Linked DNA regions of Homo sapiens: all the other regions are linked to region 1. Evidence: chromatin loops called from intact Hi-C (ENCODE). Cell type or tissue: heart right ventricle. All regions are shown on one strand. Each heading gives the region's core, and the rest is flanking DNA. Links, peaks and the distances in the headings are about the cores only.

Region 1 (7,786 bases), core at 1,898-6,897:
GGGGTCCCTCTTATAAGGGCACTAATCCCACTCATGCAGGCTCCACCCTCATGACCTAATCACCTCCCAAAGGCCCTGCTGCCTGAAACCATCACATTTAGGGTTAGGATTTCAGCCTATGAATTTTGAGGGGGAAACCAGCATTCAGTCCAGGTCCATAACAATGGTCAAATCCCATCTAAAATTATTATAACACAAAGAATAAGGGGCAGAGTAATGTCCCTACAAACAGGAAACTACTCCAGGAAGGCACGCCCAGAACATAGAAACTGGACCCTAATAATGCATCAATCTGAGAGGAAGGCCAGGTAGGTCAGGAGTTGGTCATAGCTCACCTGGGTTTAGGGTGTGGGACTTCATTATACTGTTCTAGTCTGCCTTTTGCTGGTTTACTTTTCAAGTATTTGCCTGAAATCTTAAATATTAACAAGGTATGAAACAGGGATCAATGAAACACATCATGGTATATGGTTCAGTGACAGACAACAGTGGGAAATCGCCGTGAATGGAAGCAAGAAATATGGGACAAAGTACTTGAAGGTTCCTGGCCATTTTTATTTTATTCTTTTTTTTTTCTTTCGAAATGGAGTTTGCTCTTTTTGCCCATGCTGGAGTGCAGTGGCGTGATCTTGGCTCACTGCAACCTCTGCCTCCTGGGTTCAAGTGATTCTCCCGCCTCAGTCTCCCAAGTAGCTGGGATTACAGACACCCGGCACAATGCCTGGCTAATTTTTGTATTTTTAGTAGAGATGGGGTCTCACCATGTTGGCCAGGCTGGTCTTGAACTCCTGACCTCAGGTGATCTGCTCGTCTTGGCCTCCCAAAGTGCTTGGGATTACAGGCGTGGGCCACTGCACCCAGCCCTCTACTTTGTTTTTTGTGCCTTTCTCTTCCATAGTGTCCATAATGATCATGCATTAATTACTTTCATAGCTTAAAAAAAAGTTGAATGGGAAAAATGGGTCACTGTGTATTTGAGAACAGTACTGGATGCTTCGTGTTTGGATGTGTGGGTGGATCTGCTTCTTTCTTCCATATGCTCTGCTGTGTGCTCCCTGGCTGCCCTGCTTTAATTTTATTTTGTTTTACACCCTGCATATCTTGATGTCTGCTTTTTTCCTCAGGTCTGGAGCCCGGCACTGTGGTCATAACAGAGCAGGCAGTGGATACCTGCTTCAAGGCAGAGTTTGAGCAGATTGTCCTGGGGAAGCGGGTCATCCGGAAAACGGACCTTAACAAGAAGCTGGTGCAGGAGCTGTTGCTGTGTTCTGCAGAGCTGAGCGAGTTCACCACAGTGGTGGGGAACACCATGTGCACCTTGGACTTCTATGAAGGTGAGGCAGCGGATACGAGGAGGCATCTTTCAGCCAGGGAACCCTGGTCCGTCCCCTGAGCCTGCCTTCTCGCTGTGGACTGGCGTTTCCACTTGCCAGGCTGCTGTCTCAGTTACACTTCGCCCAGAGTGGTTATAATGACCCGTTTGAGTGGTCATTATAGGCAGGACCTGGATGGGTCTTGCTTGTCCCTGTGTCCTTCTGGGCATCAGTGGCGCTGATGTGTTGTAGGAGCTTCTCACATGCATGTGGTTCTCATGTCTCCATGTGTGCCTCAGGGCAAGGCCGTCTGGATGGGGCTCTCTGCTCCTACACGGAGAAGGACAAGCAGGCGTATCTGGAGGCAGCCTATGCAGCCGGCGTCCGCAATATCGAGATGGAGTCCTCGGTGTTTGCCGCCATGTGCAGCGCCTGCGGCCTCCAAGGTAAGCGGCACTTGATGGGCCTCGGCGTCCCCTCCTCCCTTCACTTCTGCTCTCCTGGAGCCCCTCGCTGGGGCCCCTCCTCCTGGGGCACCCCGATACCCATTTCTGGTTTCTGTTTCCGCTGCCCCCAAGTCACTTTCTGACATATGTGTTGTCACCACAATGCTGTTCAATGTCTGACTGTCACACCCTGACAAAATGCAGGATTCTCAGTGACCTTGTGCAGGAAAAATGACAAAAAAGCTTTTGCTGCCCCATGAGGCTGCCACCAGGTCTATAAAAAACTCGGCTTTCAAAGCGCTTTGGCTTTCTGAATTGTGGTTCATCTACCCTCAAGGTACTAGCCACCCTTGAAGGCCAGCTCACAGCTCTGCAGAATTCCCTTATCACCTCGGCCAAAACGTGCCTTTCAAGGTGGTGCTTGCAGCCCTGAGCTGGTCCTGGAATGGTGAATTCCTTTTGGAAGCAGGCACGAGAATAAGGGAGGGACAGGGCAGGGTGGTGTCAGAGAGGGAGGAGTCTTCCGAGCCCCTGGACCAGCGCCTTTCCCTCCCGCACTCCATCCTCCGGCCCCGCCTGACTGCATGGGCAGCCTGGTTTCCTGAGGAGGCAGAGAGGCTGCTCCTCAGAGCTCGTGGGTTCTTCATCCCGTCCCTGTGAAATGTTAGACCCCCGGCACCTTGCCTTGATGTGGTCTTTGTCCTTTGCAGCGGCCGTGGTGTGTGTCACCCTCCTGAACCGCCTGGAAGGGGACCAGATCAGCAGCCCTCGCAATGTGCTCAGCGAGTACCAGCAGAGGCCGCAGCGGCTGGTGAGCTACTTCATCAAGAAGAAACTGAGCAAGGCCTGAGCGCTGCCCTGCACCTCCGCAGACCTGCTGTGATGACTTGCCATTAAAAGCATTGTCCAAAATCCCCTGTTGTGTGGACTTTGAGCACACTTTACACAAGAATCTAGAAAATCAGATCGCGATTAAGAGACAGAGAATCTTGGATTAACCGCATGGGAGATGTTCTTCCTTTTGAAGTTTCATTGGAGCATTTTCAATGATGTTAGCCTGATTTGGGGTTTCTTCAAGAACATTCTACCAAATTTTTGTACTATTTCTAGGGAAATTTTTCAGACTTTAAAATTCTAATGGTAGTCAGATTTCATGTCACTAAACAAGAAATCTGACAATAGTGCCAGGAAACTAATTTCCTGATACATTAAAAAAATTCCATGCACCACTTGCAATGAGAGATGACTGAAAACCAATGAAGCAGACAGCAGGGGTGTTTGAGAAATAATGCGTACCTAAACAGGCATATACACAGTTTCCAAATTATAGTCACACACATTCCCAAAACCATCCACACCAGCTTAATCACACGACAGTAATCCTCCCACCCATTGTCCACAATGCTAGTGTCTTGATCCAAGTACCTAGGGATGGGAAACGGGACACCTGGGCTCAAGACAGCTTGTCCTATTGTTTCTGTCCATGGCTTGTCAGCCTTGCATTCATTCCTGGCCTCACACTGACATTCCTAGACTCCGTGTCTCTTAGCTTCCTTCTCGGTTGCACCTTATAGTGGAGGGGAGAATCCAGGGTGGCCCCTCTGTCTGTCTCGGGTGAGTCTGGCAGCAGCTACTTGGGCAGGCCTAGGTCCCCAGCTCAGGGGCAGCTGGGTCTTGGGTCTTCACTGGCTTGTGGGTTGCCCAGGCTCCTGGCTGACTTCTCAACTCTCCCCACATCAGTGTGGCCACTTTCTGGTATTTATTGTTTCCTGTCCTTGAGATGGGCTTATTTCCTGGTGGGCTCTGAGGGACACTCCCATGCTCAGGGGCTCTGCTTAGCAGTTTGCTGTGTGACTTGGAGTGGCCAGGGAGGTGTGTGGGGACCTTGGTGTGGGTGCATGTGTGTGGTCTGTGCACTCTTTAATGTGCCTTCCCTGTGATTCTGAGATTCAACCCAAAATGAGGGTCATTCAGCATCTACTGAGCCCACATGCCCTTCTAAGTGCTAAGAGCAAGAGAGATCCTTGTCCCAATCAAAAACTTCCTTCCCTTCCACCTTCTCAAGCTCTAGGGTCTGTAATACAGATTTGCTTAGGGTGGAGAGTGAGTCTCCTTCCATTTCTCCCTCAGCACTTCTTGGTCCCTTTGTTGAAGCTGTCCAGGAGAAATTGGAACCCTCAAGGAGACTTCAGGGTCCTGGGATGTGGCTGTGCAGTCATCTGTGCACCCAGGGCAGCATGCTAAAGGCTCTGCTCCTGGCTTCTCACTCCAGCACGAGCTGCAGGGGCTGGACTTGCTACTATTGTGCGCTCATCTGTCTCCAAATTACCAAGTGCCCCCAGACTTCAACTGGATGTCACCATGCCCCTGTGGGTGCAGGACCCAGTGTGGGATAGCCTTTCTATCCTCTGACCAACCAGATGATGTTTATCACCAGGCTCTGGGGCAGGCTGAGGATGCAGGTGCGGACCATTGCCCCAGGCAGTAGGGGACTTGCAGGTTAATTTCTTTCACACCTCAACCCAGGCAAGTGTGGCCAGGTGGGCCCGCCACTTCCTAGGAGGACATCTTTGATAAAGCAGAGAAAAAAAACCACACAGAAATAGAATTTAAGGCTAAAGAGGAGGCTGCTATTAGTAAGAAAAGGGCTAGTTTGTTTTTGAGGTGTTTTGTCTCTGCACTGCCTGGAAGTCTGTCTCGCTGGGGGAGCTGTCACAGAGCCTGTGGCCTGAGCACCCTCCTCCGGGACAAGGCAGAAGGTAAAATGACTTCTGAACATGAGATTCTTTCTACAGGTGTCAATGGCCAAGCTGCAGCTATTGGCACTGCACTGCCCTCTGCTGGCTATGTGAGGTAGTGCACATCAGCCACCCCCAGGTGGATCTCTGTTGATCTAATCGGGCGACATCCCTGACCTTACAGGTGAACTCTATACCCCCTGACACGCAGGAAATGCCGGTTGAACAACACATCTTGTTCTGATTGAGTAAACATGAACTTGTTGGATTAGTTTATGTCGGCCTAAAAGGAAGAAGCTGAGGCAAAATTGGTAAAAGTAGAGAAGTAACTGGGTCCAAGCTTGAAGACTGCAACCCAAGAACATAGATTCAAGTTCCCCTGAATGAACACTCTGATTAGCAGCACTTACAAGTGGATTTTTAAAGGTAAAAGGGACAGGGAATGGGCTGATACACAGCTGTCTGCCAGGAATTCTCATTGGTTTACAGAAATGATATTGATCAATGGCTACACATTGTTAAGCCATAGAGTGTGGGTTCTAGTATTCAGTGTGGCATTATTAAGTTAATTTATAGCTACTTGTGGCAATAGCAAGCAGTTCCAAGAGATGAATACATAGTTAAAAAGGGGGAGTGATTGATGTCTTTTTCTTGAGACAAGGTCTTGCTCTGTCACCCAGGCTGGAGTGCAGTGGTGCAATCACAGCTCACTGCAGCCTTGACCTCCTGGGCTCAAGCAATCCTCCCACCTCATCCTTCTGAGTGGCTGGGAATACAGGTGCACGCCACCACAACCTGGCTAATTTTTGTATTTTTTTGCAGAGATGGGGTCTTGTGTGTTGCCCGGGCTGGTCTTGACCTCCTAGGTTCAAGCGCCCCTCCCACCTAGGCTTCCCAAAGCATTGTGATTAGAGACGTGAGCCACTGTGTTTGGCTTATTGTCCCATTTTAATGTCTCTCTGGCTGTAATAATTTGAAAGGTCTCAAATTCCTCAGATGAAAGTTATTTTCTTTCCTCATTTGGCTACCAAGATGTCTCTGGAGCTGACGTTATAAATGTCCTCACATGAGTGTTACTTGAATTCCTCGGGAGACGACCAGAAACTTGGTCCCCTTCCTCACCCCGCACTGGCCACTCTTTGACTTTCAGGCCCTTGTGCCACGCTGGTATCATTGGCTTGGTCCCCTTGTGGGGGCTTCCCACAACCTGGGCACTGGCCCCTTCCTCAACCCCTCCTCCATTCCCAGCGCTGGTGATAAAGACTCTTCTGAGCAGGAATATAATGACACCAACATGGTTCACTTTCGGTGCTTTCAGCAAGGCAGAGAGAATTAGGAATGTAATTGGGATTGTTCTGATGGAACTAATTACCCTGGATTTCAAAAATCGTTGTCAGCGAGTTCACTCCATGTTTTCCTCTAGTGCAGTCCTTAAGTGATATGCTCAGAATGCCTCCCACTAATGTGAAAAAAAAATGTTAATAATTATCCAGCCCTTTGTAAATTGGAAAATCAGCACGTCACTAGTGAGTTAGTCAAGAGTTTACCTCAGGAAGCCTGCCACGCTCTCACATAAAAGGTTGGGCTTTGGTGTCAATTGCAGAGGTGGCCACGCTCCTCCTGCTGCCTCCTCGCGGTCCAGTCTCATCACAGCGGTGACAATGCCACCTTGACCAGAAACAATGAGATGATGGTTTGTCTTTATAAATGACAATAGGGACAGTGGAATATGTTAGAGCATGAGCTGTGCGTCTCCTATACCTTTATCCTTAAGCCTAGCACTAAGCCACGTTTTAAAGCCAGGTGTCCATCATATATTGTATTATCCGGTAATTCCACTCCTGCTCCTGGGCTTGCATGGAGAGAACTCATGTGGCCCAGGAAACATGGACAGGAATGTTCATAATTGCAAAGGCCTCGGTAACAAAAGCCAGAAGTCCCCAAATATCCATGTGCCAGAGAACAAATGCAATGAGTTTGGTGTGCTCAGATGATGAAAAACAGTGAAAATAAATGCAGACACCTTCACCATCAGTACAGAACCATCTCAGGTAACATTCTAAGTGAAAAAAGCAAATTGTAGAATAGTACCTACAACATGATTCCATTTATATAAAGTTTGAAAATGGACAAAACTAAACAATATGTTGTTTAGGATTACGTGCATTTCATTGTAAGACTAGGGGAAAAAACTCCACCAGGGATTGAGAAACCCCAATTGAGATCAGGAGTTTCCTCTGTTGGGAGGCAGGGTGCATTTGGGAGGAGGGGGGACCCCCAAGGACATCAAAGATGTTCTGTTTCCTAGGTTAGGAATGACTTTCACATCAGGGCTTCTGGGTTCCATTGCAGCTTACTCATATTTCAGTACTCCTTGGTATGTATGTAATAGTAGAATATCATCTCATTAATCACCACCCAGACATTAGGCTCAACTTATAAAATAAGGAAGCAGTGCTAGTATAAGAAAATAGTACTGCTCTGCTGGTGCTTAGTAGTTTTTCAGTTACCACGTACATGAAGGAGAGTGATTTCTGACCGATTTTCATGGAGTAGGATCAGCTCTGCAGATGTGAGCTTTTAATAATAGCTAATATGTATTGAGCCATCGTTGTCAGGCCCCTTGTGTGGAACTTCCATCAGCGATCCTGCCTGGCCCTCTCCCCATCTGTGTTATCCCCAAATGCCAGATGAGGACACAGCCTGGGCTCAGGTCTGTGTGAGGGTTGGGACTGTGCGGCCACAGTGTGTTATTCACATATGTGCACACATACACACCTGTGCGTTTCCATGCACATTCATGCACACATTGTCATACATGCACAGCCATGCAGAAGTTTACTTACTAGGAAAAGAGTAGCACTCAGTTCTCTGGACTTCACAAGGAGAGGAGAACACAGGTATGAATGTCAGTCCTTGGCATCCCAGCGTAGTCTGTGCTGCGGTGGGGTGGGGTGGGGGCTGGTAAGAGTTCTCCTTTAGGGTCTCTTTCAGTGAATGTTTTGTAGGAAGAAAATTTTAAAAAGGGTAAAATCATGACTGCCATACAGAAATGAAATGAACATGTGTGTTATGGAAATAAAGCCAACCCGCCAGTGGTAGGCCTTTCCATGTCCAGTCTAGGAGAGAGAAAGCCCCAGTTATGTGTGCTGAGACTCCACGCGTGTGGGAGGGGACTATGTGGAGGGAGTCTTACATTACACAGTGAAGTGGAGGAAAAATGAGAACTTCCCCCAGATCTCCTTGAAGGGTGACTGGATGATCTTGTGACAGTCCCTGCGTGCCTCCC
Region 2 (7,786 bases), core at 1,297-6,296, 120 kb before region 1:
CTTTTGCATTTGTCTGTCTTTTGCATTAAAATCCTCGTAAGCACTTCGAGCTCAGAATTGAAGATCAGATAAGCCTTGTGTAACTCACGCTTTTGTCATAATTATTCTCATACGTCACTTTACATGAAGCAATCCCAACAAATTTCTCCCAGTGATAGAGCTACTCATATCATTTCCCAGAGCATACATTACCTGGAGTTCAAATGTTTGAACGGTGGTTCCTGTTTTGTTATATATAAACTGACCTAGGAAAATTTCTTCTCCTTCACATTTTTTTGTGATGCCCTATAAAGAAAGCAACAGATATAGAGATTGTAATGAATGGATGCAGTTGTGTTTTCAAAAAGAACCAACAATTCACCAAATATCTCTGTGTGTCCACCAGGGGCACAGTGCTGTGATCATGCCAGTACTAACCTATACACCCAGAGGATATTTAACAAGGGGTCAATGAGGCCCAAGGCTGATCACGGGACTGACTAAAAGGATAGAAGATGGATGGACACACAGACAGATAGATAGATAGATAGAGAGCTAGATAGATAGATCCATAGATAGATAGTTAGAAGATAGATGATTGACAAACAGCTGATAGATGGAAGACAGATACATACATATAGAGCAAATCCCAACATTAACTTTGACCTGATAACTATATTTGCAATAAGCATACTTTGAATAAAATAAAAATGCGTCGCCATACTGAACTGATGTTTACCAAAATGAGATAAACATAAGCCCATTGCCAGATTTTGATCACACAAATAATTTCCTCTGAAAAGTAAGCTCCCGTTGACTGACAAAAACACTGATTTTTTTCTTTGTATGCAATTTCTCTTGTGCTTTTTGTTCTTCTCTACCCTTCAAATTGAAGATTTGTGAGAGGATAACGCACTGGTGCAAACTAATTTATTTTGTGAATCTGAAGTTTATTGTTAGGTTCCTTAAATTGTAACACAGCAAAATAAACAGTACATTCATTAAATCATTTTATAATAAAAATATTAATATCAAACTATAACATTTTTATTAAAAGAGTTGGATACATCATGGTTACATAATGTACTCACAATTATATATGTATGTGGGGAAAAGAGAGATCAGACTGTTACTGTCTCTACGTAGAAAGAAGTAGGCATAAGAGACTCCATTTTGTTCTGTACTAAGAAAAATTCTTCTACCTTGAGATGCTGTTAATTTGTAACCCTACCCCAACCCTGTGCTGGCTGAAACATGTGCTGTGTCAACTCAAGGTTAAATGGATTAAGGGCTGTGCAGGATGTGCTTTGTCAAACAAATGCTTGAAGGCAGCATGCTTGTTAAGTCATCACCACTCCCTACTCTCAAGTACCCAGGGACACAAAACACTGCGGAAGGCCGCAGGGACCTCTGTCTAGGAAAGCCAGGTATTGTCCAAGGTTTCTCCCCATGTGATAGTCTGAAATATGGCCTCACGGGAAGGGAAAGACCTGACCATCCCCCAGCCCGACACCCGTAAAGGGTCTGTGCTGAGGAGGATCAGTAAAAGAGGAAGGCCTCTTTGCAGCTGAGATCAGAGGAAGGCATCTGTCTCCTGCTCGTCCCTGGGCAATGGAATGTCTCGGTGTAAAACCCGATTGAATATCCCATCTCCTGAGATAGGAGAAAACCGCCTTAGGGCTGGAGGTAAGACATGCTGGCAGCAATATTGCTCTTTAAGGCATTGAGATGTTTATGTATATGCACATCAAAAGCACAGCACTTTTTTCTTTACCTTATGATGCAGAGACATTTGTTCACATGTTTTCCTGCTGACCCTCTCTCCACTATTACCCTATTGTCCTGCCACATCCCCCCTCTCCGAGAAACACCCCATAATGATCAATAAATACTAAGGGAACTCAGAGACTGGTGCCGGCGCGGGTCCTCCGTATGCTGAGCGCTGGTCCCCTGGGCCCACTCTTCTTTCTCTATACTTTGTCTCTTTGTCTCTTTCTTTTCTCAAGTCTCTCGTTCCACCTGACGAGAAACGCCCACAGGTGGGGAGGGGCAGGCCACCCCTTCATATGTACACATGACTCAAGCCTCATATATTCTCTTTAGCTTAAGACAGGAGTGCTAGTTTTATTTCTACCTCCTTTATCACCTTGTTGGGTTTTTTTAAGAAACAGGATCTGATGGAATACTATGCAGCCATAAAAAAGAACAAGATCGTGTCCTTTGCAGGGACATGGATGGAGCTGGAGGCCGTTATCCACAGCAAACTAACACAGGAACAGAAAAACAAATACTCTATGTTCTCACTTGTAAGTGGGAGCTAAATAATGAGAACACATGAACACAAAGCGGAGCAACAGACACTGAGATCTACTTGAGGGTGGGGGGTGGGAGGAGGGAGAGGAGCAGAGAAATACCTGTTGGGTATTACTACTTACCGCCTGTATAACAAACCTGCACATATACCTCTGAACCTAAAATAAAAGTTAAAATAAAAAACAAATAAACAACAAAACAAAACAAACCAAAAAAACGGGGTCTGGCCATGCTGCCCAGGCTGGCCTCGAATTCCTGGGCTCCAGTGATCCTCCTGCTTTAGCCTTTTAAGGAGCTGGGATCACAGGAGCAGATACTGCGCCCAGTCCTTTTATCACCTTGTTTTAATTTTACTTGGTTCATAAATTCTTTAATGTAGAAGAAAATGATGAGAAGCAGTTTTTATTACTAAAGGATTCCTGCCTTTGGGATTCACCCATAATTTGTCTAAATAATGAACGTGTTCACCTTTCTGAGATGGAACTTAGCTGCTCAAACTCAACTTTTCAGAGACACCACTTGCAGGTGGTGTGGGCTTCTATGAAAGGACAGCAGCCCTTTGTTTTGAAACTCCAGATATGGAATGTAGAGGCATTTGGGTGACATATAAGGCAGGCTGTTTAACCCAGGGCCCTCCTCCAGATGGGAAGATCATAATTGAAGGCATAAACCTATATAAGGCAAAAGTGGGAGTAGACAGTAAAACCAAAAAACAAAACAAAACAAAACAAAACAAACCCCAAAACAAACAAACAGAAAAACCAAAAAGTGAAGATGGCCAAATGGCGCCTGGAGAGAAAGAACACAAACTACTCGGGCTGTACGTGGACCCAGCAGCGCAGGACTTAAGCGGCAGGTTCCCAGGAAGGCCGGAGGAGGGTGTCCATGTGGGGAGCGTGTGGGTGAAAGCGTGAGGGGGAGTGTGGGGGAAAGGAGCCCAAATCTGCGGCTTAGCTAACAGTCATTTCAAAAAGCAGTTACAACGCCTCCACGCCCCTCCAGCCCCGCCTGGCCCAGCAGAGGGCTCTCTTCTTCCTCCCATCTCTAAGACCACTGCCGGCGCCGCCCCAGAACCGCCCACAAGAGCATGGCCTCTGCACAAAGTGGTGACCCCGCGGCCCTCCTCTCCCCAGCAGCTCATGGTGTGGTGGGCCAGGCTGGCACCTCCTGTGCACTGCAGGAGTCCTCTCAGGGTCAGCTCTCCTGATAGCACACTTGTGACTCCCGACGAAATGGCCCGACCAGATGATTCCCGCTGCAAACTCACGACGGATGAGCCCCACCGTGCGCGCAAAGCTTCCTGCCGGCTTTGCACCGCCTAGCAATTCATGTGACAAGCATCACAGACATGGGAGAAAAGTGTTGTACAGGAAACAGAGAGACGCTACCCGCAAGGGGGAAAAGTGGGGCTAGGAAATCCAGACCCGGAAGCGAGCAGAAGAAAATGAGACAAGCCTACAGTTAATATATTCAGAAGCATAAGAGAAGGTACTGCCTTCATAAAAGAAAAAAATATAGGCTCTAAAAAAGGGAATATGTATAGAAACAAGAAGTCTCAGAAAGTATAATCATGACAGCAGGAATGAAAATTTCCGTAGAGGGGTTAAAATGTGAATTGATATGATCTTCCAGAAGGTGGAACAAAAAGCAGAAAAGGGAAAGAAGAAACACTTTTTAAAAATAATAAATTAGACAGTAAGTTGAATCCTCAGGATGCATGAGTGAAATCCCACGACAACAGTTGTGCATCAGGCCTACCTAACAAGGCTGGAGCAAAATGCTGAGGGCGCCAGAGGGATATCTTGGGAAAAAAAAAAGAAAATAAATGAAAAGAAAGTGAAGGAAGGAATAAAGAAAGGAAGAAATTTATAAGTTATCTGATGTGAATCAACATAATGGGGGAATATTTGTACTTCTGAAGAAGAATTTGGGAAAGTTTTAGTAATAGGAATGCAGAAAACTAAGCAAATTAAAGAAAAATAGGCTGGGCACCAGTGGCTCACGTCTGTAATCCCAGCACTGTGGGAGGCCAAGGCGGGAGGATCCTGAGCCCTGGAGTTTGAGACCAGCCTGGGCAACATAATAAGACCCTTATCTCTACTAAAAAATTTAAAAAACAATCCCACGAGTTTGAAGTTGCAGTGAGCTGTGATTGTTCTCCAACCTGGGCAACAGAGCTGAGACCCTGTCTCAAGAAAAAAAAAATGTAAAGCAATTATTACACTCAGAAACATTTAAAAAAATGGAAGAAAGTAGTATTTAAGTACACTAAATAGCTCAACTGAGAGCTGTTTTGTTCACATAGTCACTGTGAAAACATTGAGTATTGCTTGAACAAAAAGATAATACAGTCTTCTAGCAGTGCCTCAAATGTTAAACCTACATTTACCATGCTATCTAGGAATTCCAGTCTTAGGTATACACCCAAGGAAAACAAAAACTCATGTCCACACAAAAACTTGTACATGAATGTTTGTTGAAGCATTATACATAATGACCAAAAAAATGAAAATAATTCAAATGTCCATCAACTGATGAATAGATAAATAAAATGTCATATATCCATACAATGAAATGTTATTCAGCAATAAAAAATAAATGAAATATTGAGACATACTACATCATAAATGAACCTTGAAAACAGTATGCAAAGTTAAAGAAGCCATTCACAAAAGATCACACATTATAAATGATTCAATTTATATGAAATGTATAGAATAGGTAAATTTATTGAGACAAAGTAGACCAGTGGTTGCCAGGGGCTGGAGGAGTACACTAGGGGAATAGGAGGTGACGGCTAAGGGGTATGGGGTTTCTTTTTAGGGTAAGAAAAATGTTCTAAAATTGATTATGGTGATGGATACACAACTCTGTGAATACACTAAAAGCCACTGAAGGGTGTACTTTAAATGGGTGAATTAATTGTTATGGGAATTACATCTCCAGAAACCTGTTTTGTTTTTTAAATTAAGACATAAATATTTTGGGAAGATGGAAGTGCCATGGAAAAGAGTTAATCTTCATTTTCAATGAGAGGATGTCATAATCAAAACTGAAAAATCAGGAAATAATGGCAAAAGCCAACATGGAGGCAAGTACCCAAATAAACATCTAAAATTGTTGCAAGTAGAAGCTTTGGGATAATGAGAATTGGAGATGTGGAGAAGTGGGACAAGGAATTACTGTTTCTTTACAAACTTTATGGAAATATTTGATTTTTACTTATACATGTATAACTTTGATAAAAGTAAAAATAATAATATAAATCATTTGGTCCAACTCTCTCTCTTTGTAGGTGAGAAAGCAGAAGTCCAGGAAATAAGTGACACAACTAGTTATCTGTCCTAGTTCAGAGGACAGCCCCTAATTCCTAGCCAACCACCTTCTATCAGGCCAATCTGAATGACAAATTTAGATAGCTTCTTACATAGACAGAAAATTCCTTGGGTGCACTGGAGATGTTTCCTGACGGAGACACCTTCTCTGAGATGTGCTCCATGGTAACAGCAGTTGGTATGATCTTTGTAGCAAGCTTGATTAGGGTATGACCCTGGGAACCTGGAAAAGCCCAGCACTTTCCAGGGTAGACATCCGGCTGGAAAGAAAACACTGAATTAATCTCTTAACTAGTTATGTGAATCCATTCCCACAATACTGGTCAGCTAATCACTATTGACTGCAGATCTCTCTTATGCCTATCAAATAGGAAAACTCCCAAGGCACCTCTAGTGTGGTTGTTCTTCCAGAGCACTGTATGCTTATATCAATCAGAGCCCTTTATCATATGAGCATGTTTTCTTTCATTGCTCTAACTAGACTGTAAGCTGTTATAAGGCAGCTAGAGGGCATGAGTGGTGGTGCTGGTAAGGCTAGTGATGGTGGTAGTGAGGATGATGATGGTGACCATTGTGATCATTGTGGTGATGATGGTGGTAATAATGGTGGCAGTGGAGGTGACAGTGATGGTGGTGGTGGTAGTGGTGATGGTGATTGCAATGGTGGTCATGGCAATGGTATCACCTAAAAAGGTGGTGGTAGAGGTAATGGTGATGGTAGTAATGGTAGTGGTGGTTGTAGTGATGGTGATAATTGAAGTGGTAGTGGTGATGGTGATTGCAATAGTGGTCATGGCAATGGTATCACCTAAAAAGGTGGTGGTAGAGGTAATGGTGATGGTAGTAATGGTAGTGGTGGTGATAGTGATGGTGATAATTGAAGTGGTAGTGGTGATGGTGGTGATGAAGGTAGTGGTGGTGGTGGCAGTGATGGTGGTGGTGGTGGTGACAGTGATAGTGGTGGTGGTGATGATGATGGACATGGGGGTGGTGATGAAGAAAGATGGTGAGGTGGTGGTGGTGGTGGCAGTGATGGTGGCTGTGGTGGCAGTGATGGTGGTGGCGGTGATGGTGATGGACATGGAGGTTGTGATGAAGAAAGATGGTGCTGGTGGTGGTGATGAAGATGAGGGTTTTGATGGAGATGGGGGTGGTGGTGGTGGTTATGGTGGTAGAGAAGAAAAATGAGGTCTACTACTTTGTAGATATAAACTACAGCCTGGAATAAGATCAGTGGGTTTTACCCCTGAAAGTTCTAAATTTGCAACTAACTTCAGGTGTATGGATCAAAGTTGAGAGGTGCTCTGCTGTCTATTGATGGCTACTGCCTTTAGACTGTAACTGAAAAGTTTGGTGGGGATCTTACTTGGAGATTTCTCCTGTTATAATTAGACTTAAGAACATGTGGTCTGAATAGCACTTAACATAGTACAGTACTGGCACTTAGGAGACAAGTACTTTCAACAAATGTTTGTTGAATGACTGAAGTTTTCAATGGAAAAGGATGGTCACAGAATCAACTTACAGAAAAGACATGGAATGTATATGTTTTACTTGAAAATAAAATAATCTAGTTTACTAATCTTAAAATGATAAATAAGTAAATAATTAATCATAGTTTACTGACCATAAAATAAGACATAATTCATGCAGTGTACTGACTATAAAAATATAATGAGATGATTTCAGATTCTGTGACAAGTTCAGACACTCTTATATTGCCTCCATTTTTAAAATTAACATTTTCATGATAAATAATAAGAACAAAATTCTAAAATAGAAATAAGTGATTCTTAATTTAGCTTTACCTGAAGAATAATATCTGGAGGCATTTCATGATTTAGGAAACCTATCCCATGCCAGTACAATTTTGCTTTATTATTTTTATAACTTTCTGAGGTCCCAGCTTCAATGATGGAGGCTCCTAAAATTATAAAGTAAGTTGTAAAATAAAGAAACAACATACACAATTCAAAACACATCATTTGAATTTTAACAATGTCTCTAGAAAATTATTACTGGGCAAATTATAAGCGAGGTAAAATTCATACTCAGGAATTGATAGGAAAAGTATGACAGTTTTCACTACCACTGAAATTTTGTCATTTTGAAGAAAACTAGTTTGTTCTGTTTAGTTTCACAAAATGTATGATTAAAAA
Region 3 (7,786 bases), core at 1,220-6,219, 300 kb before region 1:
TTCCTTTCCCCCAGATACATGTACAGAATAGGGCACCAACACTTTCCAAGTAGGTTTTTAAAAACGTAATCCTTGCAAATACGGGAGGCACTCCACTTTATATCTCTAGAGTCTACGGCTCAGATAAACAGTGTGAACAGACAAACATAGTACAACTGGGGGGCATGGCAGACCCAGGGGCAAACAGCCTTATGGACTCGTCCACATTCACAAGGCCTCTAGGAAGGCTGCTCCCTTCTCCCCTCCCTACCAGGGGCTTATGGGGAAAGTACTTTTGGGTGTATGATCTCATATGCTCTCACCAAAATTATAAGCCCAAGAGAAAAGAAATGACAGCTGGATGGTTTAAAATCTATATGGGCAATGAATCAAGGTTTTCTGTTTGTTTTATTTCCTCAGTAATTGGGACAAAGTCAACAATGACTTCTGACAACCAAAACCTAGAGAAGCTGTGAGTGGCTGTCACCCCTCGGGTTCCCTTCAGAGCAGGCAGGGCCGCACATGGTTGAATGGGGGATGAATGGGGCTTTAGCCAGCACCGGCCAAGAAAAATGCAATGCAAGCTATGGGTAGAATTTTCTAGTAGCCATGTTTTAAAAAGTATAATTAAACAGAGTAAATTTGTTTTATAATATATTTTGTTTAAAATAGTACATGTAAAATCATAAAAAATAGCATCATGTCAATATGTAACCAACATAAAAATTATTGAGATATTTTACATTTTTAATTTTTTTTTTTTTTTTTTTTGAGAGAGAGTCTCAATCTGTTACCCAGGCTTGAGTGGCAGGATCTCGGCTCACTGCAACCTCCGCCTCCTGGTGAGTTCAAGCAATTCTCCTGTCTCAGCCTACCGAGTAGCTGGGGCTACAGGCACATGCCACCATAGTGGCTATTATTATTATTTTTATTTTTTTTGCATTTTAATAGAGACAGCATTTCACCATGTTGCTCAGGCTGGTCTTGAACTTCTGAACTCAGGCAATCTGTCAGCCTTGGCCTCCCAAAATGCTAGGATTATAGGCGTGAGCCACCACGCCCAGCACATTTTTAATTTTCATACTAAGTTTATGAAGTCCAGTGAGTATTTTACACTCACAGCACATCTCAGTTTGGACTAGCCACATTTGAAGTTCTCAATAGCCATGTGTGGCTAGTGGTGACTATTGGACAACACGGCTATAAACCTCCTGTGGACAGAGTGGAAGGGCCGCTTTCTTGCCTCCATCTGATTGAGGGATGCCATAAAGCCTTCTGAGTAATTGCCATTATTATGACTTTCATTTATGGAACATCTGCTAGGTGCCAAGCTGTTCCAAGGATATGTTTGAATGTGCCTGTACAAATACACACACACACACACACACACACACACACACACATTCAAATCCTAGCAAAACCCCCAAGGTATGTATCATAGTTCTACCTTATTAAGACTTGAAGAAAGTTAAGAAACTTGCCCAATGGCACATGGTCAAAGAGGAGCTGGGAGTGAGTTTTAGGTCTGCTGATTCTAAAGCCTGTGCATTTTCATTTTCACACACTCAAATCATAGTTCTTTAATCCTGGGTGTTAAATTCCATCATTAGAAAGTCATTTGTGTTTATCTTGAAGATGACTCGTTCTTCCTGCACCTGGGATGCAGCCTACATTGAAGTTAGAGCTAAATTCCTCTAACTGTCTCTACAGAGAATAATTTGACAAACAGCACAACAGGTGCCCACAGAAGTGGAATTAGGAGGGAAAGCCGTAGTGTGGGCAGAGGCCAAGGTGCCAGAACAGAGACGGGTACATGAGGGCACCTCAGAAGACAAACATGGTCTACACTGCACATTTCTGAAAAGCTGGCCCTGAACACACAGCAACACAGCAACAGAGCTGAATGGTGTGAGATACAGGTTCCTGCCTTGAGCACTCCTGGGTCAGGACAATGTGGACCATGTCCTTGGAGGGCCGTTCCATTGCATTATAGTTCTGTGCTTAGGAATGCAGTTACCCAGGACCCCAAGACCAGAGGCCAATTCCAGTGCAGCTCCTATATCAATGTGAGTGACCTTGAGCCAGTTGCTTAACCTTTCAGAGCCTCGGTCTAGATGGGTGGCATACTAGTACCTGTTTCATTAGATGGTTGGATAGCTCAACATACACGTGATTATATAGAATTTATGCAGTGCCTGGCAGGAGCTAACCTCAATACATGTCAGCTCTTCTCAGAAGCTAATTGAGGAATTGGAAATTGGCATCTGCCCTAGAAAGGATCCCCAGGGAAGAGGGGCTCTCCCCAGGTAAGTTTTTCTGGCAGGGGCAGGGAACATAATGAGAAAGATAGGACATCAGTGGGGAAAAGGGATATAAGGATGAACTCACTTCCCAAGGTCAGAAGTCAGGAGGAGGCTATTTACTGCAAGTCACCAGGTCAGTATGTAGACCAGATTCATGTTTGCCCTAGTCATGCTTCTAGAAAACCTCCCCTGTCCGCATCAGGTGAAAAGAACATCCTACATTCACTCTGCCCCCTATTCCTGAGGCCCACACCTGCTGGCCAATCAGTGACTAATCAGATGCTCTTGTAAGCTGTGCACTGAGAGACAGAAAGCTGGCCGCTATCTGTGGGCCTTTAAGCACAGGCAAGGGAGTGTCAGGCATGTCGGCATTGTAGCCCACAGGACCATGCAAGACTACAGTTACATGGGTAAGCCAGAACTCAAATAGTAGGAAGCGGGTTGACTAGCAGAGCTATACTATAAAAGGTAGACCAGGAAGCCTGCTGTCTGTCCCAGAGAGAGATGCCAATAAATTAAGCAGCCAGTCCTCATCGGGCCCTAATATTGGTACCAGGGGAGCAGTAGTGAACAAAATAGATACATTCTCTATTCTGCAGTTTCCAGCCTTGTGGGGGAAGACAGTAAACCAAATAATTGCTTAATGCAGATTTCATTAGATGCTGATAAGTGCCTGCAGAACAGGTCCCTGGTTGGCCTTGGCCAGCCCAGCTCTTCCCCTTTTATTGCTTATAGTTCTCACAATAACTGTTGAATGTGCTAGGAATGCAATATCCGGAGATAAGGAGGAACTACATGGAAGAGCGTGGGCTCTGGTCATGTTCCTCCAAGAAGAGGATGCCCTCTAACACTTTAGCACAGCATGTTATGTTCCCCCAGCTTATGAAACTTCAGGGCAGGCAGCTTTCCAGGCTCTCTGAACTGGTGCAAGCGGGACACACACAGACAGGATTCTGTCGGGACACACACAGACGGGACTCTGTCGGGACACACACAGACGGGACTCTGTCCACCCTGGTCAGCTTTCCTGAGGTGGGGGCACTGGCTCACCATGCAGCCCAGGCTTCTGCTGTCCCTGCCAATCTGTGAGTGACAGTTGCTTTGCCTTGCTTGTGCGAGTGTTCTGTCTCATCAGATTCATGTATTCTTTCACTTCAGGAGAAAAGCCAAATCTTCTGCTTGGGCTCCTTTAGAACCTGTTTCTTTCCTCTAGCCTAGGGAGTTTCTCTTGCTTGCAACAAAATGATCTCCAACAAAGAGGCAGGGACTGGGGCACTGGTGGAGGAAGCAGAAGTGTAGAGGAAACGAGCCTCATCCTGCCTGGTTCTCCTTACACAGCGGACAGGAGCCAAGGGGTGAGAGGGAGGTTGTGGGGCAGATGAATGGACCTGGGGAGAAGGGGCCTGAAGATGGAGGGGAACTGGCCCTTGTTCTCTAGGTTGCTATAGGACTCACCCAGCCCTGGGGGTGGCCCTGGGGCCCTGACCACCCTCTAGATGGGAAAAGGAGGACAAGGGGGTTAGGGAGGGGCTAGATCTGAGGGCAGCAGGGCAAGGAGGCAGAGTATGTGGGCTCATCTTCCACCACCACAGGAAGGCAGCGTCCCATGCTGTTGTGGGGGGATCCTGCCCCATCTCATCAGCCCCCTCCCCAGGGCTCGTCCAGGCCCATCTGTGCACATTTGCCTGGTCCTCCTGGTAGGAGCCCCCATCCCTGTGGGGAACCATTCCCTGCAGGAAGGGCTGCCTAGGGGAAGGAGGTACAGGGACTTTGAAACCAGACTTCTCTCTATTGAGGGACCTGATACTCTGTGAGCTTTGGTGTCTTCACTTGCAGAGTGGCTAATACTGCCTGCATTTATGACTGTCGCCAGAATGAAGAGAGAAAATGGTGTGTCTAAGCAAGTCAGCGCTAGCCTCCTTCCTCCATGCTGCATCAACACCTGCTTCCTGTGCCCCTTAGCGTCCCCTGGAGGCACTGGGGGAATTCCAGGCTCTTGAGTTCTGCTCCACGCAGAATCCACATACCCCAGTGTTCAAAGCATGTCTCAAGCTCTTCAGGCCCTTCACTGTCCTGGCCACTCCCATCTGCCAGCTCAGAGCATCATCTCTCGATATCAAACAAATCTGTTGTCTCGCACCTTCTAGAGTTTGTGTGACCTCTGCCTTTTGGATGGCATCACAGTGCATGGCCTCTATCTGCATGGCCCTGAGCACACCGTGTACCTGATTCCATGATGCCATAAGGGTGAGGTCCATAAATGCTCGGCAAAGTCCTCTGTGAAACTGGTTAGTGACATCTCCAGCAAGAGTAACAAGGTGGCCGGAAACTGCATAGTAGGTGAGGCTCACTCCAACCACGGAGAGCTGGAACATCCAAGAGAAAGGCCCTCAGATGGCTCCTGAGGAAGGGCTTACCTGGCACCCCATGTGACACGCGTTTGTAAGTTACAGTCATGAGTCACTTAACTACAGGGATGCCTTCTGAGAAATGCATCGCTGGGTGATTTTGTCCTTGGGGGAACATTATAGGGTGCACTTATGCAAACATAGACAGTCCCACACACCTAGGCTATATGAGACAGCCTATTGTTCCCAGGCTACAACCCTGTGCAGCGTGTTCCTGTACTGAATACTGAGGCAATCATACACAATGGTAAGTGCTGGTGTATCTAACTATATCTAAGCATCGAAAAGATACAGTAAAAATACAGTACAAAAGGTAAAAAATGATCCACCTGTATCAGCACTTACGATGAATGGCACTTGCAGGACCAGAAGTGGCTCTGGGTGAGGCACTGAGTGAGTGGTGAGTGAATGTGAAGCCCTAGAGCATTACTGTACGCTAATGTAGACTTTATAAATGCTGCACACTTAGGCTACACTAAATTTGTAAACACGTTTTTCTTTCTTCAGTAATAAATTAACCTTAGCTTACTGTAACCCTTTTACTTAAAAATCTTTTAATTTTTTTAAACTTTTTGACTCTATGATAACACAGCTTAAAACACAAATGCACTGTACAGCTGTACAAAAAATATTTTCCTTATATCCTAATTCCAAAAGTTTTTTCTATTTTTAAAAATTTTGTTTTAATTTTTTATTTTTAAACTTCTTTATTAAAAGCTAAGATACAAACAGACATATTTAGCCTAGGCCTACATACAAGGTCAGAATCAAGATGTCATTAGGTGACAGAAATTTCTTAGCACCATAAGATCTTATGGGACCACCACCTTGGCTGAAATTCGTGTGGTACATGACGGTAACTGTAACAACACTAAATGATACCTGATCTCAAATGCTGTTTTGAGATTAACACTACAGAGGGAGAAAACTGCAATAATGTTGGCAGTAGCTAGTGCATAATCAATTTCTTATTTAAATTATTTTTTCAAGATATAAACAGTTTATTGTTATTTTTCAAAAGAAAATGACACAAGAGAGGCTACCTCCAGCCAGTTCCTTGGCTTTCGCCAGTAGCTGAGGACGCCCTTGTCCATCATACGGTAGAGTTGAACACAGAGGTGGATCAGGCTGAGTGCCAGGAAGACCAGCTGGTGGAGAGAATGTAAACAAACAAGATCAATAGGAATGCTGATAAATTGTTTTTTGAAGGTCTAAACATGTGACCAGCTCCCCTGCCAATCACCTTTGAGTAGCTAGGATGCAAGCCCATTTCCTGTTCTGCAGAGGTTTAATCCTAAACTTGCTCTTCAGTAGGCACTTGGGGTGTTTGGTGCCTCTCCACAAGTCAAGCACTCACAGAAACTCCATGCCAGGGGTTAGAACCCAAGATGGTCTCTGCACTCAGGGAAAGCACGGAGTATGGGCATCTACGGCCACCAGGCCTCCCGACCTCCATGCTGATCCTCCAGTCCTTCCTTGGCACTGCTCAAAAGAGTGAGTTTCTGTGTACATGTGAAATAGATAACATATGAACTATATATACATATATATACTAGTTTTCTCAGCCAAGTAAAGTCTTCTAAAGCTCCCTTATAAGCACTTTCTTAAAGTTCTCTATGTGATTCTCTCTCCAGTGGTGAGTTACCTGTTGATTCATGCCTTTAATCACTAACCCAAACTCAAATTTAGTTATGGATTTGCAAGGAACTGAAGCACATCAGCAGGGCTTTATGCATCTTCTCTGTCCTCTGTTGGAGTTATGTGCATTGTGTCCCATTGGCCCGCTGTAAGGAGCTACACACATAATCAAAGCAGGGTTCACTTTTGGGTGCTGCAAGGTGTTTAACAGCAGTGCTGTGCTGAGCCTTATTGGAGCCTGAGGCAAAGAAACTATCAGGAAAACTGATCCTGCCATTGCTTACAATTTCCATATTTTGTCCAATATGATTTTTTGATATGAATTCTGATGTTTATAAATATTGCACCAGAATACTGTTCACCTTGATTACCAAGTATTTGTGGTGCCCCTTAAATTTGATGCCCAAGGTAAGTACTTTATGTGTCTCCCCCAGGCAGACCCTGACCAGTGGCCCATGCTCCCACCCTCCATTGCGCCCACACCAGCGCGAGCTGAGCTCTACACAAATCTCAGCCTTTACCGGGTCACTGAACAGTCCCTAGAGTCTAAAACCTCTTGGGACTCCCCTCTCTTCACTGCTAAAGCAAAGTAACCTTGACCTGAAGAGTCAGCAGGACTTAGTTCTTCATAGCAGAAAAGTCAACTACAGGCAGAAAATCAGGAAAGTTCCCAAGGAATAACTCAGAGTGACTTCTGGTGTTTTGGATTGTTCAGTGAAGCTATGTGGACATATTCCATCTCACCAAGACCCTGGGTACTGTGGACTGAAGATTTGTGTTCCCTTGAATTCACAGGTGGAAGCCCTAACTCCTAGTGTGGATATATGTGGGGATGGGGCTCCTAAGGAAGTAATCAAGGTTAACTGGGGCTCTGGTCCTATAGGATTAGTGTCCTTACACAAAGAGACTCTAGACAGCTCTCTCTTGCTCTCTTTCCCTGTGTATACCCACAAAGAAGAGGTTCTGTGAGCACACCGTGAGAAGGCGGCCATCTCCCAGGACTAGAGACCTCGCCAGAACCTCACCAGGCTTGATCTTGATCATGGAATTCCAGCCTCTGGGAGTGTGGGAAGTAAATGTCTCCTTCTTTTTTTTTTTTTTTTTTAGACGGAGTCTTGCTCTGTTGCCCAGGCTGGAGTGCAGTGGCGCAATCTCAGCTCACTGCAACCTCCGCCTCCCAGGTTCAAGAAATTCTCCCGCCTTCAGCCTCCCAAGTAGTTGGGATTACAGGTGCATGCCACCATGCCCGGCTAATTTTTGTATTTTTTCAGTAGAGATGGGTTTTCACCATGTTGGCCAGGCCGGTGTTGAACTCCTGACCTTGTGATCCGCCCACCTCGGCCTCCCAAAGTGCTGAGATTACAGGCATAAGCCACCGCGCCTGGCCATAAATGTCTCTTTTTAAAGCACCCAGTGTAGGCTATTCTGTTACAGCAGCCTGAGCTAAATCCCTGGGGG
Region 4 (7,786 bases), core at 899-5,898, 75 kb before region 1:
AGGAGGACTGCTTGAGCCCAGGAGTTTGAGACCAGCCTGGGCAACATAGCCAGACCCCATATTTTAAAGAAATTGTTAATCTTAAAACAAACAAACAAAAATATATAAAGATAAGTGTAGGCAAGAATGCAGAGAAAATGTAACCCTTGTATACTGTTGGTGGGATGTAAATTGGTATACTCATTATGAAAAACAGTATGGAAGTGCCTTAAAAAATTAAAAATAGAACTACCTTATGATTCAGCAATCCCACTTCTGGGTATATATATCCAAAGGAAATAAAATCAGTGTGTTGAAGAGATATTTGCACTTCCATGTTCATTGTATCACTATTTACAAGCCAAGATATAAAAACAACCCAAGTGTTTATTGATGGATGAATGAATGTGATTTATGCACACACACACACACACACACACACACACACACACACGGTGGGTGTGTGGTGGTGGTGGGGGGAGAGAAAGAGAATGGAATATTATTCAGCCATAAAAAGTAGGAAATTGTGTCATTTGTGTCCACATGAATGAGCCTGGAGAACATTATGCTAAGTGAAATAAACCAGACACAGATAGGTGAATACTGTATGATCTAATTTATATGTGGAGCCTAAAAAGTCAAATGTGTAGAAGCAAAGAGTAGAATGGGAGTTGCCAGTGGCTGATGGGCAGAGGGAGTGGGAATGGGGAGATGTTGGTCAAAAGGTGCAGAGCTTCAGTTACAAGAGGAATACATTCCAGGGATCGAATGTACAGCATGCTGACTACAGTTAGCAACATTGTATTGTATACTTGAAATGTATTGAGGGAGTAGATAGATCTCAAGTGTTCTTACCCCACATACGCATACACAAAGGTAACTAAGTGAGATGATGAATATGTCAATTAGCTTGATTGTAGTAATTATTTCACAACGTACATGTGTATAAAACCAACATGTACAACTGAAACATAGAAGTTTTGTTTGTTAATTATATCTCAATAAAGTTGGAAAAAATCCAAAATGTGTCTTTAAAAATTTCAACCAAAGAAAAAGGCCATTATTTTAACATGCAGAGCACTGCAGAGTCAAAGAAATCCAGTCTCTCTCCTGTGTGAAGAGAAGATGATCTTGTTTCTCCAATGAGGCTGAAAACCCAAACTGCTATAACATTGAAATACATAAATATATATCAAAAAAGGAAACCTTGTCTTTAAATTACTCAGATTATCAGAAAAAAGCACAAAATGTAAAAGCCCCTCCAGTTGGTGGAACCCTGGTGAGACTATGTTGTATGTTCTAGAGGGAAAGACTGAGCTCACAGAGGTGAAGGTTGGAGAGGGGAATTATACAAGGGCTTTCAGCTGCTTGAGATTGGAACAGACAGTAACAAGGCAGGGCAAAAGTGGGAGAGATGGAAAAGCACAAATGGAGGATGTGTCCTGAAAGTTTAAATAAACTAGCTTCAGCCAACAACATGGGTAAACCAACAGAGACCAGGCAGGAAGGAAGGGCCAGAGGGCTTTGAAAAATCAGAATTTGTACTCAAATACATTTTTCCTCTTCTCAAAATGCTCATAAGCAGGAGATTATCTGCATATCTACAAGTAAAGTGAAAAAATTAGGCATAAAGTGAAAATATATGTCAGAGAATGTTGGATCTTTCTAAATACTGAGGCCGATTATGTGGTAGAAAGATGATTATGTCATAAAGTATAGAAAATAAAAACATTGAGATATTCTTATTATAAATAAATTATTCTTGTATCATGTTTTAATTTCCATGGCATCATTACCTACATTCTTGTCTGATCTGGTTTGCAAATATTTGTAATTTCAATCACACTGCAAAAGTCAAAAGTTGGCTAGGTGTGGTGGCTCATGCCTAGAGCCCCAGTGCTTTGGGAGGCTGAGGCAGGAACATTCCTTGAGGCCAGGAGTTGGAGACCAGCCTGGGCAACATAGCAAGACCATTGTCTCTAAAAAAAATTTAAAAATTAGCTAGATGTGGTGCTGTGGGCCTGGACTCCTAATTACTCAGGAAGCTAAGGTGGGAGGATCTCCTGAGCTTAAGAGTTCAAAGCTTCGCTGAGCCATGATCACACTAATGCCTTTCAGCCTGGATGACAGAGCAATATCCTGTCTCAAAAAAAATAAAATAAAAATAAAATAAAAAGTTTCTTCTAAGGAATGATAACACTTCATTATCACTGAACTTATGATTTCAGCCAGTCAAGAAGGTTATCAACTTGGATGAATGCTGTACTTTTTTGTTAATCCAATGGAGAATAGAGATGCTCTTTGGTCATGACAGCTCCAGTTATTATGATCAATTAAAAAAAAAAGAATAACCTTCTTGACTAGGCACGGTGGCCCATGCCTGTAATCCCAGCACTTTGTGAGGCCGAGGCAGGTGGATCACGAGGTCAGGAGTATGAGACCAGCCTGGCCAACATGGCAAAACCCCATGTGTACTAAAAATACAAAAATTAGCCAGGCGTGGTAGCACGTGCCTGTAATCCCAGCTACACCGGAGGCTGAGACAGGAGAATTGCTTGAACCCAGGAGGTGGAGGTGGCAGTGAGCCAAGATCACCCCACTGCACTCCAGCCTGGGCGACAGAGCAAGAGCAAGGCTCTGTCTCTAAATAAATAAATAAACTTCTCTTGACCATACAATCCCGTAGCTAGAGGATGCTGTGACTTGCACAAACAAAAGCATTTGTCATGCTTGGCAATAACCTAAGAGCGTGTATATGCAGTGGAACAAACATTTGACATTGCAGTATGAAGTCTTGATTACTCATGACTGGACCACTGAAGATGCTTAGAATTCATTATGATATTATATTAGAGCAGGATAAACCACAGAATTAGAGTTAATTCCTGCACAAAAACTATCTTCTCTTTAACCAATTCTGATATTACCTGTCTCCTGCTAGATTTCTAAGGCTATACTCGTGTAACAGAAACAGACTCATGTTCAGTTCAAGTTGTCAAATACCCACCATTATGAAAAGTCTTGATTTAAAAAAAAATTTTCAACAAGAGAAAACCAAGGCTGCTAACTGTTGCTGCAGTCGTTGGAACAACAGGATTTCTTTGAATGTTCTCTGTATCAACTTATCCCCTCAAACTCTCACAAGCGGTTACCACCGGGTAAGTAGCCCTTATTATTTTTGCCAGGGTTGTATAGGGCTTTCTGGGTATCAAAAGTGTCTCCTACTGAACTGCGCCATAGCTGTTGGTGTCTATTGGCCTCACCAAGCATATGCCAGATAGATAATCTTCATTCCCATGAAGCACCATTGGTAATATACTCATTGTACTTTCTGTAGATCTCAAAATCCAGGCAGGCAACAAGTTTACACTTAAGCCAAGTGTTTGGAGTTCTAAACGCGATTCCATATAAATATGGTTAAGAGCTTTAAAAAAAGTCTCTCAACTTATAAAACAGAAATATTCTCAAAAAATAAGATATAAGGAAGAATGTTCACATGATAATTTTATTATCGACACACAATTTCCAAATACTTATTAGTCTTGAAAAAAATGCATTAGATGAGAAATTTGCAAGCAAATTTGTCTAAAATTAAGGATTCCTTTACTAAGTGAATCATTACTCCTGCATCTCATTAGTAAATTCTTTTTATGTTTTATTTTTGTATACTGGTGGGGTGTTTTGTTTTGTTGTGTTTTTAGGGTGAGACAGTTATACTTATTTGGAAAACGTGATGCATGTCCCCAATTTTTCTGGACCGCTCTACAGTAACTGTGGTTCCCAGCCAGAGCGGCATGAGGAGGACTGAGGCCTGACTCTCTTCCTGCGTCCACGTCCCCACGTCCCCACGCCCCCACACCCCTGCAACAGTAAGGCCCTGCTCCCACCCCCGCTGCGTCCCGCCCGGTTCCCCGTGGCATCGCTGCGCTGCCCTGCCCTGGTCCGGCTCTGGGCTACGGGCAGTTGACAGGCGGCGCCCGCGCTCCGCTTCCTGCCCTGATTGGCCCACCGCTCCCCCTCAGGCTTCCCCTATTGGCTGACAGTGCTCCAGCCGCGCCCGCCGGTTGGCCGTTCAGCCGTTGCCCTGGCGACGCCGATGTTGTGGTTCCGCGGCGCGCTGGGAGTTTGGGTTTGGTTGGCTGCAGCCAGCCAGCCGTGTAAAAACTCCAACGCCGGGCGCCGCGGGCAGCACCCACGGAGACCCGCGGGGAGCTGGTGAGCCTGAGCGGGCTGGAGGACAATGGGGGCGCCCACTGTGGTCCCGGGCCTTGTCCACTGTGCGGAGCTCGCAGTGCGGGCAGTGCGCGCCGGGGCTGGAGGGAGGGGACCACCTTGTCGCCGGGTTGGGATGAGCACAGGGCGGGATCTCCAAGCCTGCCCAAGTCCCGCGGCCCCTTGGTTACCTGTTGCTTATCCTCTCTGTACTTGCTGTGTCCCTGGCGTGGACGTGCCTGTACTGGATACCCGGCGTGACGTGCCCCCTCTGTGTGCCCCGCACGCACGTGTCTCTGCTGAATACCCCGCGTGAATGTGCCCCTGCTGTGTACCCGGAGTGCGTACGTCCCTGCTGTGTACCCTGTGTGGACGTGCCCTGCTGTCTACCCGGCGTGCGTGTGTTCCTGCTGTATACCGGCGTGATGTGCTCCCTTCTGTTTACCTGGCGTGGACATGCCCCCTGCTGTATACCCTGCATGGAAGTGCCAGCGCTAGGCGATCGTAAGGCGCCTGCAGGCGTGTCAGGGCGAGGCGTACAGACCGACCCAGAGCGGGCGCGCGGATTTTGCTTTTGCAGCTGCAGCTCCTGGCAACTGGTCAAGCAGGCAGCGTCCAGCGCACCCGCGAACACCAGGTCCGGCAGCATCTGTCTTTTCCCGCAGCGTGCAGCGCCTGACCATGAGGAACACAAGCAAGGAACTTCAGGGCGCCACGCACCGCTACGCTCCCTGCGGTGAGTGCGCCCTGAGCGCGTCCCGGCCAGAAAGAGCTGGGTGCGTGCACTCTGCTTGCTAGACACGCTGTGGACCCAACGTCCTCTATGTGGGCTGGAGGGGGGTGTGAACGATGGAGGACCAAGTGATAAAACTAACAAGTCAAAGAAAGCCACAAACTGCTCCTGTGCCTGAGTGTGAAATCAAGACTTAAATATGAGTGGGGGGAGTCTTGTTTTTCTTTATTTTCAACAAGAGAGAACCAAGGCTACCTATCTTGGTTCAATCTGGAGCAACAGGATCCCTTGGAAATTTTCTTTGTCATAGTTCAACCCTATACAATTCTCACAACTGCGTTCCTGAATGTTGACCTGGGAAGTTTCTTCTCTAGCAGAATCCCCTAGGAATTTCACTGAATCCCTAGCCCTTGCTCCTACTTTAGACCCCAAGCAAGTTAAATATACATTCTGGGTTTAGTGTCTGGATACAGGAAAAGGAATTCAGTGAGGTTCATGTCTTCTTATGTGCCAGGGTTTGAAGTGGAGGAGAGGGGAAGGAAGAAGAAGTCTTGAGATGCTGTCTTCTGGGTTTTTTTTTTTTCCTTTTGCTATTGCTTTTTTATTTGTGAAAGGCTGTAGGAGGGTAGAGAAGAGGGTCCTGGGGATCAGCTGGGACAGCTGAGTTGCAGCTGGTCGGCACCCTGGAGCCAGCACATTTGCTCAGAAGTGAACCAAATGTGACCCTTCTTCATACTCTAAACATGCTGCTAGCCCAGAGCTCTACCTTGTGACCACTATTGAAGATAGTGTGGCCATGCTGGGGATTGGAAAGGGGACAGCACAGAAGGCCTGGCTGATTTGCCTTTTCCCAGTAGGCTCTGGAGCCTTTATGTGACTTCTGGGTGCCTTCTAGTGACCTTGTCTGTATGAACAGCAGTAAGGAACACTAACAACTGCCAGGCACTGTTCTAAGTGCTTTGTATTAATATACACTAACTCATTTAACCTCATAACAATGCTACAAGGTAACATTACCCCCATTTTATAGAGTTTGGAGTAATTTGCCCAAGGTCACACACTTCGTAAGTGGCTCCACAGCTGTTCTGTGAGGCCACAGCAGCCTAAAGCAGGAGCCTGTGCCCCTGCGGGTATGTGAACATATAACACACTGCCTTGTGCCTTAGAGACCAGAAGAGCTGGGGGATCTTCAGTTCATCTCATAGACTGTCACAGACTGTGTTTCCTCACTGATTAAATAAGAGTACTAATATATGGCAAATGAGAAGGCAGGGAAGGCTATATATATATATAAAAAATCTATAGGATAGTAAATGACTGATATTGTACAAGTGCCAACAATTTTTTGCATGATAAAAGCTGAGATAACTCTTAGTCCCTTTAACCCTCTGTGTGTGTGTGTGTGTGTGCGCGCGCGTGCGTGTGTGTGAGGTGGTCACAAATGGTTCTTACTGATCCAGGCCCTCATTCTCTGAGTGCCTCCTTTGTATGCATTTACAAATGGCCAACCAGATTCGAGTTCAGTGCCTGTCCACAGCTTCCAGTAATGAGAAGAAGGTAGAAGACACACTGTTCTCTGTGGATTAATTAGTAATCAAAACACAGAGCGGAAAAATAATGCAACAATCAAACGCCTTCTCTCAAATAGAAAATATTTGAACTGAATATGATCGGAGTATGAAGCTGCTAAATTCTCTTATTCATTCTTAAATTGATTCTCTGTGATCTTTTGTGCAATTCTTTAAATCTTTTCCAATTTTTTTCTTTCCTTTTCGAAACCATATAGTGTTGATTCAGCTATTTAATGTCTTTTACATACTTAAAAGATTGTCTGTATTAAATACCATCCATTAAAAATTCAATGTCTAAGCTTTTAGCTTTAAAGGATGGTTACTTCTCATTTCTCTGTGCTTACATAAATCAATTTATTCAGTACTATTTTCCTGTGCATCTACTGTAATAGTCAGCATTCTCCAAACCAAAATAACCAACAGCATATCCATGTCTATCTTTCTATATACATATAGATAGATAGATAGATAGATAGATAGATAGATAGAAAGGGAGAGAGAGATTTGTTTTAAGGAATTGGCTCACGTAATTGTGGAGTCTGGAAGGTTCGAAATTTGCAGTGCAGACCAGCAGGCTGGAGACCCAGGGAAGAGCTGATGTTGCAGTTTGAGTTTCAGAGTGGTCTGGAGGAAGAATTTCCTCTTTCTGGGGGATCTCATTCTTTTCTCTTAAGACTTTCAATTAACTGCCCACAAAAAGAGTCAAACTCTGTAAAATATTTAAAGAGGTTTATTCTAAGCCAAATATGAGTGACCAAGGCCTGTGACACAGCCCCAGGAGTTCTTGAGAATATGTGCCCAAGATGGTTGAGTCACAGCATGATTTTATACATTTTGGGGGGACAGAAGTTATAGGAAGACATCAATCAATACATGTAAGGTATACATTGATTCAGTTTGAAAAGGTGGGATAACTCCAAGTATGTGTGTGTATGTGGGTGGGGGGTGGTTCCAGGTCATAGGTGGATTTAAAGGTTTTCTGATTGGTAATTGGTTGCAAGTTATTATCCAAAGACACGGAATCGATAGAAAGGAGTGACTGGGTTAAGATAAGGGGTTGTGGAGACTAAGGTTTTTGTCATGCAGATGAAGTCTCCAGGTAGCCAACTTCAGAGAGAGTAGATGTGAACATCTCTTATCAGACCTAAAAAAGTGTCAGACTCAGTTAATTCTCTCCTGGATCAGGAAAAGAGCTGGAAAAGGAAGGGGATTCTCTACAGAATGTAGATTTTCCCCACAAGAGACAGCTTTGTAGGACCATTTCGAACTATGTCAAAGAAGTCTATATTGG

Evidence for each region. Hi-C counts contacts between places; a loop is a spot of excess contacts. Peaks named below come from ENCODE experiments on the same cell type or tissue, not always from the same donor. Only the 100,000 strongest peaks of a DNase experiment are listed, where the experiment ranks them.
Region 2: it touches region 1 in a loop (8-fold over the local background); 93 of 110 quality-filtered maps call a loop at or near these places.
Region 3: a loop joins it to region 1, with 2.6 times the contacts of the local background. A loop is called at or near these places in 3 of 110 quality-filtered maps.
Region 4: it touches region 1 in a loop (9-fold over the local background); 41 of 110 quality-filtered maps call a loop at or near these places.

What each region holds. Positions count from the first base shown.
Region 1 is chr7:48,105,749-48,113,534 of GRCh38, forward strand. It overlaps UPP1 (uridine phosphorylase 1), which reads left to right. Exons shown (of 9, transcript NM_003364.4): 7 at 1,125-1,334; 8 at 1,613-1,759; 9 at 2,470-2,988. The coding sequence ends at 2,609. It overlaps LOC105375271 (a long non-coding RNA gene), which reads right to left. Exons shown (of 4, transcript XR_927253.3): 2 at 7,344-7,484; 3 at 6,045-6,165; 4 at 5,427-5,956. Among named protein-coding and RNA genes, the nearest start is that of UPP1, 20 kb to the left of the region's middle. RefSeq lists a silencer at 1-48. In heart right ventricle, for the core only: a CTCF peak has its summit at 4,605 (motif pointing left); a DNase peak (open chromatin) is centred at 4,603.
Region 2 is chr7:47,988,596-47,996,381 of GRCh38, forward strand. It overlaps SUN3 (Sad1 and UNC84 domain containing 3), which reads right to left. Exons shown (of 10, transcript NM_001030019.2): 7 at 7,436-7,551; 8 at 5,720-5,887; 9 at 193-285. Among named protein-coding and RNA genes, the nearest start is that of HUS1, 13 kb to the left of the region's middle. RefSeq lists enhancers at 482-1,323, 1,324-2,164, 3,350-3,579. In heart right ventricle, for the core only: CTCF peaks have their summits at 3,312 (motif pointing right) and 3,516; a DNase peak (open chromatin) is centred at 3,346; H3K4me3 peaks cover 983 bases; H3K27ac peaks cover 1,088 bases.
Region 3 is chr7:47,803,740-47,811,525 of GRCh38, forward strand. PKD1L1 (polycystin 1 like 1, transient receptor potential channel interacting) reads right to left here. Exons shown (of 57, transcript NM_138295.5): 51 at 5,734-5,838; 52 at 4,508-4,648. The region is part of intron 1 of PKD1L1-AS1 (PKD1L1 antisense RNA 1); the gene reads left to right. Among named protein-coding and RNA genes, the nearest start is that of PKD1L1-AS1, 12 kb to the left of the region's middle. In heart right ventricle, for the core only: no CTCF peak of the experiment used is centred there; DNase peaks (open chromatin) are centred at 2,632, 3,172 and 3,732.
Region 4 is chr7:48,031,437-48,039,222 of GRCh38, forward strand. C7orf57 (chromosome 7 open reading frame 57) reads left to right here and starts at 4,107. Exons shown (of 9, transcript NM_001100159.3): 1 at 4,107-4,194; 2 at 4,772-4,927. The coding sequence starts at 4,873. It also overlaps a transcript of SUN3 not described here. RefSeq lists a silencer at 3,986-4,265 and an enhancer at 7,253-7,754. In heart right ventricle, for the core only: a CTCF peak has its summit at 3,969; DNase peaks (open chromatin) are centred at 4,025 and 4,691; H3K4me3 peaks cover 1,431 bases; H3K27me3 peaks cover 3,829 bases.